Linked DNA regions of Homo sapiens: region 2 is linked to region 1. A link is a contact called in ENCODE Hi-C data. All regions are on one chromosome and are shown on one strand. The core of a region is the stretch at or near the end of the contact, and the rest is flanking DNA. Distances in the headings are between cores, read along the strand shown. Region 1 holds the start of ZBTB7C (zinc finger and BTB domain containing 7C). Region 2 overlaps ZBTB7C (zinc finger and BTB domain containing 7C).

What was found. Hi-C counts contacts between places; a loop is a spot of excess contacts on that map. Pooled maps may share reads with other maps.
Region 2: a loop to region 1 is called in a pooled map, with 4 times the contacts of the local background. The contact joins the enhancer-like site here to the promoter of ZBTB7C in region 1. A Hi-C loop is called at or near these places in 8 of 50 pooled maps.

What each region holds. Positions count from the first base shown.
Region 1 is chr18:48,407,648-48,414,077 of GRCh38, reverse strand. It overlaps ZBTB7C (zinc finger and BTB domain containing 7C), which reads left to right and starts at 4,695. Exons shown (of 5, transcript NM_001318841.2): 1 at 4,695-4,852. RefSeq lists a silencer at 3,527-3,906 and enhancers at 5,177-5,794, 5,795-6,414.
Region 2 is chr18:48,129,875-48,136,341 of GRCh38, reverse strand. All of the region lies in intron 3 of ZBTB7C (zinc finger and BTB domain containing 7C), which reads left to right. Among named protein-coding and RNA genes, the nearest start is that of ZBTB7C-AS1, 30 kb to the left of the region's middle. Within about 2 kb of position 2,486, at least 8 of the 41 ENCODE cell types and tissues checked have a DNase peak (open chromatin) inside an H3K27ac peak, as active enhancers do.

The DNA.
Region 1 (6,430 bases), core at 3,446-5,945:
TTGAGCTACTCCAAACCCTTTGTGAAATCTGTTATCTAGTAGAGCCTTTGTAGGCCCTGGTGTGGCAAAGAAAAAAGAGGTGTATAGAAGAGGCATGGCCTATCTCCACTAGCTTCTTCATGGGGGCTCTTGGGGATGCAGCATTTTCTTGAGGGAGATGGTAACTGGAGTCTGGGGTGAGGAGCAAAATGGTGAGGTGGGTTATGGCTGAGCTAGGGACAGCAGGATCATGCTGGACACTGAGGAAGAACTTCAGGAGGAACAGAAAGTAGAACTTCCATATTCTTGGTATTTTCTAGGGGAAGCTGGCCCCTGGAAGGGAATGGTGGTTGTATGGTTGGATTACACATGTACTTTTTTTTTTTTTTTAATGATTAATGTTGGTTATAGCTGGTGAGTGATTACAAGTGAGTTTTGATTTTTCTATATTTTCTTTGGCCCTTTTAAAGAAAATATTACTTTGACACTTGTAAAAATGGTAGGGAAGTGGTAGACTTTATTCAAGACTATTGCAATAGGAGTGTTGCAATGGCGGGGAGAGACTGGGCTCAACAAGGGGAAGTGGGGATTTATAGCCAAGGTACAGAGTAAGGGGGTCGATAGATGGAAAATTACTAAGAGGAGACATTAAGGGTAGGTGCATTCTTGCTGGACTAACCTAACAGGATTCTTGCTAAAGGCAGGCCAGGGTGCTCGGAGATCAAGGGTCAGGGGGGTTTTCACTAAACTAACTTAGAAGGATTCTTTCTACAACTGGACTTGGCTGGCTGAAGAGAGGGCCCAAGGGTGGGAGCCCAGTGGAAATGAAGCCTCAAAGGAGCCTGCCTCAAGTGTGGTCAAGGAGAAAGTCTTTGTCATCCCATATGGGCTATAAATGTATGGCCACTAAAATGAGAAAGAAAAATTAGTAAAATAAAAAATACTCTCCCAAGAGATATGATAACTAAACGCAATATGCAATCCTGAATTGAATCCTGCCTAGAATTTACTTATTTTTTCATTTTTGCTATTGGTGAGACAGTTGGTGAAATCTAAATATAGTTCAGACTAGATAATAGTGTTGTATCTATGGTTAGATCTGGATTTTGATTATTATATAAGAACGTCCTCATTGTTAAAAAACATTCACTGAAGAATTTATCAGTAAAGGAACATCATATCTTCAGCCTATGCTCAAACAGTTTAGAAAAAAAGAATATGTATATACAAAGAAACAGCAGGGTAAAGCAAACATGGGCAAATGTTGGCACATGGAGATTCTGGGTGAAGATATATGACAATTCTTTATATTATCTTTGTAACTTTTCTGTAAATCTGAAATTATTTCAAAATAAAAATTAAAAAACGAACTAAGAAAAAATAAAAAATATCATGCAAACTTAGGGACTGAGTCCAGTGCTACCTTTTCCAGGAAGGCACTTCACCCAGTCTGCCTTATGGTAGGTAATACACACCATGATTTCCTTGAATTTCTCTTCTGCTCTGATTTATTCAAAGCCTCTTCCCTCTTTCTCCTCTAGAGGCAGCATCGCAGGGGAGGATGCTCGTGAACTTCTGAACTCACGAACCTGGATCCAAATGCTGCCCCTGACACTACCCAGCGGTGGCAACATGGCCATTACCACCACTATTGATATCAGATTTTTCATCTATAAAACGGTTACAACAAAATATATTGCATACAGTTGTCATGAGAAACATATAGCAATGGAAACCGTAAGTTCTAATCTAGAAAGAGCTCTGTAAATGTTAATTCCCCTCTTTTTTCTTGAATCAGTCTTTCAACATCCTCGGGAAATAGGTAAAAATTTGATCCCAATTCTCAGATAATTTATTTAGAGTTTATCACCATAACTAATATTGACAATTTACAATGTGCTCTACAGTGCTTAATACACAGTAACCCCTTAATGAATGTTGTTCATGGGGCAACACTTGCCCTCGCCTTTTCTCACCCGACCATTCCAGCATCTCTATGGAGTAGAAAGGGACCTACTATTATCTCCCTTTTTACAGATTTGGAAATGGAGGCTTTAGAGAGTTGAATGACATGCTTTTTTTCTAGGATACATGGCTGATAACTGTTAAAGTTTGGCAGTAAATTCTATTAATTATTGCAAAGCAACGTTTACCATTGCACTTACATCCAAACTAGTACGTTGCAAATAAATCTTACAGCACTCACTGGATCTCCATGCTTACGCTATTCCATGAGCTAAAGCTATAGAACATCTACTTTGAGCCAGAGAAGAGAGGAGAAACTTTCTGATTTAGAGCCACATTTATATTAGAGTCTATTTACTATTTACTAGACTCTTTACTATTAGAGTCTAATTTACTGCCCACATCCCTCTTTTCTCAACCTAAATGCCCTTTTTATGGCTGTAGCTGCCCTCACCCCCAGAACTACATTTCTATTTCCTGCAGGTGTCTGGGCATTTGCAGGGCTGGGATCCTCTAGGTGCTCTCTAAATGCATCCGCATGCTTGGCATGAGGCGCAGCCAGACTTATGGCTTAGAAGCGGGGCCATATCAGCTGGGTCAGCAGCATTCCAAGTAACTGAAAACCCTTTAATGAAGGGAAGCAAGACAGGCAACTTAATTTAACAGAGAGACAAACCTAATATGAGAGGGCAGTGGCTGCCACAGCTGCTGAAAGCGAGATATATTATTTTGCCATTCTGGAAGCTTTAGCAACTTGGAAATCTGACATCCTGAGCCTGAACATACCTTAGGTTCCACGATAGACTATCCTAGATTTACATGTGCATTTGAATAGTTTGGATAAGATGGCTGTCCAAACTGTTCATTTGGTGAAATTTACTTAGTAGGAAAAACCAGATCTCTTTGGCAAATTAAACGTGACATAATTGTACCCAAACCCTACGTTTCAGATCCCTCTATTCATATCTAGTTTTCCACTCTTACATCCTATTCCAGAGCCCGTTTTCCCTTGTTTTCACTACTCCCAACGTACTATCTTGCAATGTGCGTTTATTACACGAATGAATGAAATGGTTTAAAAAAAAATCCCAATAAGTGATATTAGGAAGAGGCACCAAAGGTTCACAAACTTATTTTTGTGAATTCTGTAAAAAATGTCATCCAGTGTCTTCAGCATTAAAGGACACAGCAGCAGCCCCACTGCCCTTTTATTAATCCGTAGCCAGAATGGGCACTAGGCGGCCGGGATTCGCCATCTCGCCTCTCCTGGGCGCCAGGTGCGCCTCAGATAAGCGCAGCCGGGTAGGAGTTTGAGGACGACAAACTTTCCCGCTTCTGAGGGAGGAGCCCCGGAGAGGACCCGCTGACGTGCGAGGGTGCTGCCTCCGATGTACTACCAAGGAGGGCGAGGGTTCCTATGTCTGTCTGGAGCGCAGAGGGGTGGACTGCAAAAAGGTAGGAGGCAAAGCCAGCTCGAGTTTCCCCGGCCCGTAGCTGGAGGGAACATCTGCCCAAGTGTCGCCTCGCCCGAGAACGCTCACGCCCTCTCCAGGGCCAGGACCCTTCCTCCTCCCCTCGCACTGGCCCTTCGTGGCTTCCAGCACCGCTGAGCACTCGGCGTCCCAGCGAGATTCTCCTGCCCCGACAGACTCCGAGGGGGCGGGGCCCGGCGGGACGGGGCGGGGACAAGCCCTCCCCGGGCCCGCCCGTTGGCATTGTTGCGCGGTGATTGGACGCTTCGGAAGGCCGCCTTCCAGGCCGACCCGGGGAGTGACGGGCGGCCAGCGGCTGCTCCCCGGCGTGTGGGGTGCGGAGTGCGGGGCCCAAGGCTCCAGAGGGGTGGGGACTCCGGGCCGCAGCGCCGCCGAGCGCGATTGCCCGCTGAGATTCGGCGCCCCGGGGTGCGGCAAGCTTGCGGTTTCAGGTGCTGGCTAGGCGTCTTGGTGCGCTCGCTGGAGTGCCGAGAGCATTTGGGAAACTTAACTTCTCGCCCCCACTCCTTGCTCCCGACTTTCGGGTAGAAAAGCAGTTGCCGAGTTGTTTTATTTCCTCCCCCATCGGACTCTGTAAAAATAGCCGTGCGCCGGGGCGGCAGAGCCCATCTCTGCCGCACCGCTGCCCCGGGTCGGCAGAGCCCATCTCTGCCGCACCGCTGCCCCGGGTCGGGTGTGGACCTAAAAATACCCGGCGGTCCCAAGCCTGCGCTGGGGGTGCGGGCGGGTCCGGCCGGGCCGCAGAGGGCGTCAGGAGACCGGAGAAACGGCGGCCGCCTGGCCCCCTCGCCTCTGCCGGGGCTGTCCCTTTAAATCCTGGAGGAGGCAGAGAGAAAAAAGGAAAGAAAGAGAAAAGACGCGGAGCCCCGAGCGGTTGGTGGCGGTGCCCGGCCCCCCCACTCCGCCTCCGCGTCGGGTCCTGACTCCCGCCCGCAGCCTCCGCCAGTCCCGGGCGCCCCCCGCCGCGCCGCCCACTCGCCACAGTTACTGTCAAAATAGAAATTAGCGGAGCCGGGCGGGGGCTGCGGCGCAGCAAGTGCATGTGCCGCGCGGCGGGGAGGGGGCGGGCGCGAGCGACAGGCGACCGCACACATCCGGGCCCTTTAGCCCTGTGCGCCCCCCGAGCCGGCGGCGCGGGCGCGGGGCGCGGGGCGCGGGGCTGACAGCCGCGGCGCGGGAGGCGGGGCGCGGGGAGGGCGGAGGCGCGGCGCGGGGAGGGAGGAGCTGCCCGCTCGCCCGCTGCCGCCGCTCAGCTCCATACCCGCCGGCGCAGCCCCGCCACGAGACTCTGACAGCGGCGCGGCCGGCGAGGCTCGGGCGCGCAGGGACCGGCGGACACCGGCGGCGAAGGAGGACGCCAGGACTGCGTCCCGGAGCCAAGTGCGGGAGGCGCGCAGGGCCGGCGGCGCGCGGAGGTGAGCGGCTTCGCGCGCCGGGCTCGGGCGCCGGCTGCCGGGGTCGCGATCTCCACAGCACCTCGGCAGCCGAGGCAGTTCGGGAGGTCGCGGGGCGGCGGGCGGGTGGCTTTGCTTGGGCTGCGCCGGAAAGCGATTGCGGGGGCCGTTGCTAGGAGGCCGGCGGTCCGCGCGCCTTGGGGCGCCGGCTGGAGCAGGGGCGCCCTCCGCGCGGTGGGCAGGAGGCGGGGGGCTGCGGTGGCTATTCAGGGGCTCCGTGCGGCAGCCATGCAACGGAGGAGGCGGGAGGAGGGAGGGAGGGAAGGAGGGAGGGGAGAGCCAGCGGAGAGCGAGCCAGCGAGCGGGCGCCGCGCCTCCTGGCTGGCACCGCGGCCCGGAGCGAAGTGGCGCGCGGGGCTGGAAAGGAACTTCTGCGGGCGCGTGCGGCCCGGGGCTCGGCGGCGCCTGCGGGCCCGAGCGGGGCGGGCCCGTCGGCAGCCACAGGTGGTTTCTGCCAAAAGTTTTACCGCACTTCTGCCTGGAAGGCGCGGGAGCGTTTTGGTGAGTGACGTTTTCCTGGGACTTTTGCAGTCTCACTTCGCGCTGTCTTTTCTTGAAAATTGGAAAATGAGCTGGAAAGGCTGGGATCCAGCACCTCTCGATGAGATCTGAGCAGAGTACAGTCCTTGCCCGAGGTGTCGCTCATGCAGGACTCAAAGATCCTTGCTGCTGTCAAGTCGGGAAGCTGGGGGAAATGGGCGCACGCACACAGTTCCTCCAAGCCTCGGACAAGTGAAGCCGAGCCTGGCCCGGTGCCTGTCGCCGCGCGGGGTAGTGCGAGGTCTGTTCCCAGCGACACGCACGGGAACTGCGTGCGTCTTCTCTCAAGGTGTGTACGTCTCTTGCTCCGTTGAAAGCGAATTGTCTCTGGCCGCTGTGCTGCTTTGTTTTTCCGGTTGCTTGTCTGGTTTTACTAGGATGAAGGCCAGGAGGAGCCAAAGAAAAGCGAAGCGGCAGCTCCCGTTATCTTTGCAATCTGCAAAGCTGTGGAGGCTGGTACCCAACCTTCCGCGGCGCGGGCGCAAGGCCGAGGGGAGCTGGGGGTGGGTGGCGTGCGCTGCCTGTATGGGAAGTCTCGCTGGACCATGCGCAAGGCTAGAGCCGGAGTTTCTGGTGCTTCTAGGACAGAAAGAGGAGTGGGAGTGGGAAGGGAAGACCCCTTAAAAGAAGATATACTGTGCCCAGACCTGGGAGAGAGGCTCCGAGAAGTCCGGTGGCTTGGCCCTGTTCTTCATTGGCGGGGTTGAGGAATCCAGGGCAGCGAGGTAGAAACACCTCGGTAGGTCGTCCTGGGCTGAAAGAAATCATTATTCCCAGAGCGGGCCAGATACCCGGGTGTTGAAACTAGGTACAAAACTGCGTGAGAGGTGGAAACTCTCAGTCCTTCATTCTCCTTGGTCCGGTGGCTCCCGCTCCCTGCCCCCACAAGTACATGAGCAAAAAGCATGCCCTTTGCTTTATAGAAGGTCATAGGATTTTGAAGTTGAAAGAGACCCTAGAGATATTAGGAGCACTCATTTTACAGATGAGCAAACTCAG
Region 2 (6,467 bases), core at 1,237-3,736, 280 kb after region 1:
ACCTGGGGGTGAGTGGATGGGGAGCACTCCCACCCGAGCAGGCGAGTCGAGCTATAGTCTCTCAGCTCCGGAGACGGCCCGGTGTGGGTGGCGCAAAAGGACTGACCCCGTGCGTCCCCACTCCCGCGGGCGCCCGGGCCGGCGTCACCCACTGGAGCGCCTGAGTTCCTGCAGGCGGGCGCAGCGGCCGCGGGGCTGGCCTGGGAAGGACGATGGAGAGAGCTTCCCCCTAACCCAGCACCCACGCCCCCCTGCCCGCCGCCCACCCCGCGCGGAGCATCCAGCGTCGGGTCCCCCACGCCGTGCTCTGTGGTGAGGGCTCCAGGGTCGCTCCTTTCTGTTCCTGGCTTCCGTTGTCCTGGCTGTGTCTGTGCCGGCAGGCGGGTGGGCAGCGGGCGGCTGCCTTCTTTCTTTTAATAGCTGGTACCCAGCTTCGCGCAGAAGGAAGCCCCACTCCAGCGACTTATTGGTCGGCTAGTGGCAGACCACTTCCAGTTCTTCTAAATGCGGAATTTTGAAAATAGAAAGGAAGTGATTGAAACAATCGAGCAGTTTCTCCAGATGAGATAGAAGATTTTTTGGAAGGGGGAGGGGCGCGCTGGCTTGGAGGTGGTAAAGGCTCTGCCAGGTTCAAGTTTCAGCTCCACTCCCTCCGTTCCCCTTCTTTCACCCAGTTAAATCCTCTCTGGGCTTAGAAAGGCTCAGGAACCCCCGCTGGGTGAAACTCCAGGAAAGAAAAGTAGCCCCAGTGCCGGTCCTCCCCCCTTAAGGCACAACCTGGGCTGCATAGAAAAAGAACCCACTCTCCCAAAAAAGACTCATATTAGGCCACATCAGATATGAATCATTAGCCCCACTTTGCAGATGGGGAAACTGAGGCCCAAATGGGTTAAATACATTGTCCAGGTAGTAGCAGAGGCAGGATTGAAAGCCACTCATTGTACCCCACGTCTTTTAGAATCTTACACTTTAACTGCAGAGACAGGAATCGCCTTGGTATAATTATAGTACAACAGAAAATAGTATGTGTTACACTTAATATTAACTTTTTTTAATGTCATTTTCTTTTTAAACAATCAGTCATTTATTCAACGCTATTGTATTGTTTACTGTATGTGTCCAGGTACCATGCTAAGTGCTGGGCATACATCAGTAACTGAAATCAGACGAGATCTCTGGCCTCTGTCAATGGGAATAGTAATAGTAATAGTAATAGTGCAACCCTCAAAGGGTTGGATGAAGTGAGATGGAGCCTGGGAAGGAGCCTGGGAAGCATTGCTGTTGAGAAGCAGCAGCAGGAGGCCTGGATGAAGAGGAGGAGAGGGAGAAGGAAGGAGAGGAAAGAGCGGGGAAGTTAGAATGACTGGAGTCTCCATGCTGCAGTCACCAGGACTTGTCCCTGGTTCAAGGGGATGCAGTGGAATGCACACAGCACAGTCAGCCTCTGCCCCAAGTGCCCAGGAAGCTGTTTGAGCCCCTGCTGTTCAGATTATTCATTTAGGGTTTACAGTTGTGGGTTTCGAAGAGTCTGCACTTTTGGCACATGCCAGCTGGAGATGACAAGAAGAGGCCCAAACAGTCTCTGAGAGTACTGGCATCTCTCTCTGGATCAGTGCTGGCCGGGCTGAGAACTGTCCCAGGGTGTCACCCTGCTGATGCATCTGCCCACTTCCTCAGTGGCCAGGATGGCATTTTCATAGGACTCGAGTTTAGCTTCAAGCGCCTGCCCTTACCTTTGGGGAGGGAAGCTTGTCTACACTCACAGGACTTGTTGGTAGCAAAGCCAAGACTAGAACCCAAGTCTCTAGACCGTACATGGTTCACAGAGCAGCTCACTTTGGCCTTCCGGGGCGGTTTTAGGACTCAACTGAAAGACCCTTCATCCACTTACATCTCCACTTACAATGCCATTTCCTGAGAATCCTGTCCTCCTTCGTTTTAGCTGACCAGACATATCTGTCCTAATAGAATGGTGTTGGATGGATGTTTGAGACAGAGCAGCCATAAATAATCTGGGGCGTTTGGCCTGTTAACTCTCCTTCCATCCTGAATGGTGTAATAGGTTTAAGATAACTACCTCTAAAATTAACTATCACTTTTGTGAGGAAGGTGAACTGATAAATCTTGCCTTGAAACTATTACCCATCTGAGTGATGCTCTGGGACTTTCTTTCCCCAGAATTGTTACCGACTTCTGCTAGAAGAATAGTTTTTTTCTACTTCCTTTTCTTAAAAAAAAAAAAAAAAAAAAATCCTGGGTTTGAGGTCACAAGATCATATTGCATACTACCTTGATGTCGTGCTGCCAGAATAAAGGCATTTTCCCCCAATATTGAGATTATCAGCTTGATAAGGGCCGTGAGCACCCAGCTGGCTATCCCAGTGTTTACAGCAATTACACAGGTGTATAATTGCATGGGGATGTTTGTTTGCTCAGCCCTTGCTCAGCCAGGCAGCCCTACAGGTTGGGCCAGGGAGAGAGCTGTTCAGTTTATTTTCCTTTGGCTGGGAACTGTGGAGATGAATAGAGGGAGGGGAATCGGGTTGAGAGATTGTTGCCAAGAGCAATTTGGAGTCTCCTTCATATTAGTCAGAGATTGTGTTTTTCCTTTCTAAAGCCTCCTGCTTCATAGTAACTTCCACGGAGGATTTATTTTCCATCTTGTGTGTGTGTGCTTGTTAATTTTTGTTTGATTTTTAACTTGCTGCACTTCTCATGACTTAGCAAAAAAAAAAAAAAATAGCGTGGGGAATGTGTGATGACACAGGCCCTTTATATCATACATTCTGCATGTTATTGCTTAATAAATTTGAATACTGATAGACCCTGAGGTATCATGATGGAGTGAAATGAGTAATTCCTTTGAAGGGAGAGTTTATCTTCAGTGGATGACTTTCAAAATTGCAGCATAATTTCACTTTCCCACTGTACATCTTGATCCTGTGTTTAGATAAATAGAAATGCTTGCTCTCTTCTGTCATTTTCCCTTTTGTTCCATTTGGAAGGCCCCCTCCATCTAGGCCTTGCTTGGAAGGGGATCAGCTAGAGTGGGCCTCCTTCCACTTCATCCGCACCCATGCACCTCCCTCCTCCATGCCAGAGGCCAGCTAGTGAGAAGGAGGTTCCCCCCATGGGATAAGAGCTGCCCCACAATGGTAGCTTGGCTTGTGTGTGCATGGAACACAGAACAGGAAAGCTTGCATGACCACAGGCTGCCCCTCCTAGGCCAGGAACCCCGGAGCAAGCTGTAATTCATCAGTCAATAACTGAGTCCATCCACTGAACAAATTGAGTGGAGCAACTCTGAGACTCCAAACTTGAAAAATTACCTAATAATACGGCACATGATCTATGTCGGCTTTTCCAAATTAGATGCAAACCAGATGCAAATGTACATGTGGCCCTCCCAAATGATATCATATAACTGGACTTGGCCTTCAGGAAAATCTGTGCTGCCTACACATATGCGTTGTACACATACCTGCAGGGCTATTGCTTTCTTGGCTGTGGAGTCTGGCTGACAATTCTGTTAAATTGTTTCTGGAGACAACAGGTTGGTCCGTTGGTCTTTCTGGAGCCACTGGAAGAGGTCACTGGAGAGATGACAGTGGTCTCAGCTCCTGTTGACACTTGCCATCCATAAGCCCTAGGGAAATCTAGCAGAGGCTGCCTCTATTAAGCAGAACTTAAACAACAGAAACTTTTCTAATGTTTGTTTTGTTTCTGTTTTTCTTAATAAAACAGTCAATAAAATTTATTGAGATATAATTCACATAGCATATAATCCACCCATTTAAAGTGTAAATTCAATGGTTTTTAGCATATTTGCAGGGCTGTGTAACCATTATCATAATCAGTTTTATAGTATCTTGATTACTCCAAAGGAAATACTGTACCCATTAGCAGTCACTGCCCATTTCACCCCAAGCCGTCCTAGGTTACCAATAATCTACCTTTTGTCTCTATAGATCTGCCTATTCTGGACCTTTCGTATAAATAGAATCAGATAATATGTGGTCTTTTGTGACTAGTGTCTTTCAACTAACCTAACACTTTTGAGTCGTTAGCTTTGTAGCATGCATCAGTACTTCATTTCTCTTTATTGCTGAACAATATTCCTTGTATAGATACACCATATTTTATTTACCCATTCATAATTATATTTACCCATAATGGGTAAATCCATTTACCCGTGATGGATATATAGGTTGTTTCCATATTTGGCTTCTGTAAATAATGCTGTTTTGAACAATCATTTGCAAGTTTTTGTGTGGACCTAGGTTTTCATTTCTTTGGGGTATATACCTAGGAGTGGAATTGCTGGGTCATATGGTAACTTGATAGTTACCCTTTGGGAAACTACCAGAATGTTTTTTTACAGTGGCTGTACCATTAGACATTCCCACCAGCAGGTATGTGATGGTTCCAGTTTCTCCATATCCCCACCAACACTTGTTGATAATATGGCCTTTTTATTGTAGCCGTCCTATCTTTAAGGGTTTATATGCTCAAGGGAGCAGTAGCCAGGAAATATTCTGGGATCAGCTCAGCCATGCTTGCTTTCTATAGGTATAGTGAGAGCCATTCAGACCTCTTGAGCATCCTGCACACCCTGGTGTTTCCTTTGCATGTCCCAGAGCTCTATACTGAGCTTTCCCTCTATGTCCCTATAAGACAGTCACTTTGTATGGCTGAGTACTCTATTTCATGCTGATATTTCAGCTCCACAGTGAAATCATTTTATCCCAGTTTTATGCCTATGGGACTGAATAGGATAACTAACACTCTTAACAAAGACAAATTTGAGCCAACTGGCATGGGGGAACTCACCTAGTTTGAAGACTACCAAACATTACACACAAAAAAAAAAACAACTATCCTTTCATTAGAACATCCTAAGTCCTGGTCATTAGCCATTCTGTGGCATCATGTTCAGTGTAGCCAAACCTGAGGACCAGAAGTGAATTCCAGTGCTTCTTGGAAGTTATCGTAATGGAATTTGGCTTGTATGACCCAAGAGCAGCCTGGACTATGCTCTGCTATGAATGGACTCTTCACCATCAAATGGTGCTTAGTCCAGCAGTTCCTAAACCTGATTACATGTTGCAATCACCTATAAAGTCCTTTAAAAGATTTCAGGCCAGGTGCCATGGCTCACGCCTGTAATCCCAGCACTTTGGGACGCGGAGGCGGGCGGATCACTTAAGGTCAGGAGTTCGAGACCTGCCTGACCAATATGGTGAAACCCCATCTCTACTAAACATAGAAAAATTAGCTAGGCGTGGTGGCACGCACCTGTAATCCCAGCTACTAGGGAGGCGGAGGCAGGAGAATCGCTTGAACCCAGGAGGTGGGAGTTGCAGTGAGCTGAGATGGGACCACTGCACTCCAGTCTAGGTGACAGAGCAAGACTCCATCTCAAAAAAGTAAAAAATAAAAATAAATAAAAGATTATAGATGCCCATGCCTACCCAAGAAGTACTGAAGTTGAATCTCAAGGGAGGCCACCGGGTGCTTGGAGGTGATTGTGGTGAAGTCTGAGAACACTTTTTAACCTCTCTTTGCCTCAATTTCCTGACTTGAAATGGGGAGTTGGATGGATTACGCTGGTGTTCTCCACAGAGATTCACACAGCTGGCTCAAGCAAAACAGATCTGTGTGGATCTGGTTCTGCACAAAATTTTATTTATAAAAGGGGGCTTCTGCTGCTGAAAATGATTCAGAGAGCCTTTAAGTAGATGGTTTCTGAAGTTCAGCTTTGACCATTCTGAGTGTTGAGGACAATTTTCCCAACTTCTCGGAGGAGGATTAGCAGAGTCATACAAATGGCCGTTACTTGGTAAGACAGTCACGCTCTTCAAGGGCAAGGACCAGATCACCCGTGTTGTTGCCCTGGCTAGCTGTGTGCACAACTGTGATATGGTAGGATTGACCTAGCATCACTTTCTTCTCCCTCCCCACTCAGGGTCATCCCTGCCCACTTCCCTTAAAGCCCCCAGAGCTTTGCTCCTCTTCTTCTATTATTATTTCTAATAGCGGCCCAGAATGTCACTCATTCAACCAACTTTTCCCAAATACCTCCTGTAAATGACAAAGTGACTAAAGCTCCATTTCTGTCCTCAAATAATGCACCAGCACATTTTAAGCAGAGAAGCAGCCTGAGGTTAATCTCTAGAGGTACAATTTCAGGGCTCCTTGATTGGGATGAAGGAGGATTTTGGAGAGGCCTGCATTCACAGCACGTAGGTAAGGCGACTCCACCCCTAACCCTGTCTGCAAGCTCTGCTCCCTTACCCTCCCCTACTGGGGCTCTGCCATCAGCAGGCTGCTCAGAAAATGCTTCTGTCATCCCTGGTCTCAGCCAGAGACCGCCCTCCTCCTGACTCCCACCTGCTAGGGAGCAGGGAGGCAGAGGAGGGAAAGGGAGGGCCGGTTTATTCGGAGATCTGAGCTCCACACTCCAGACC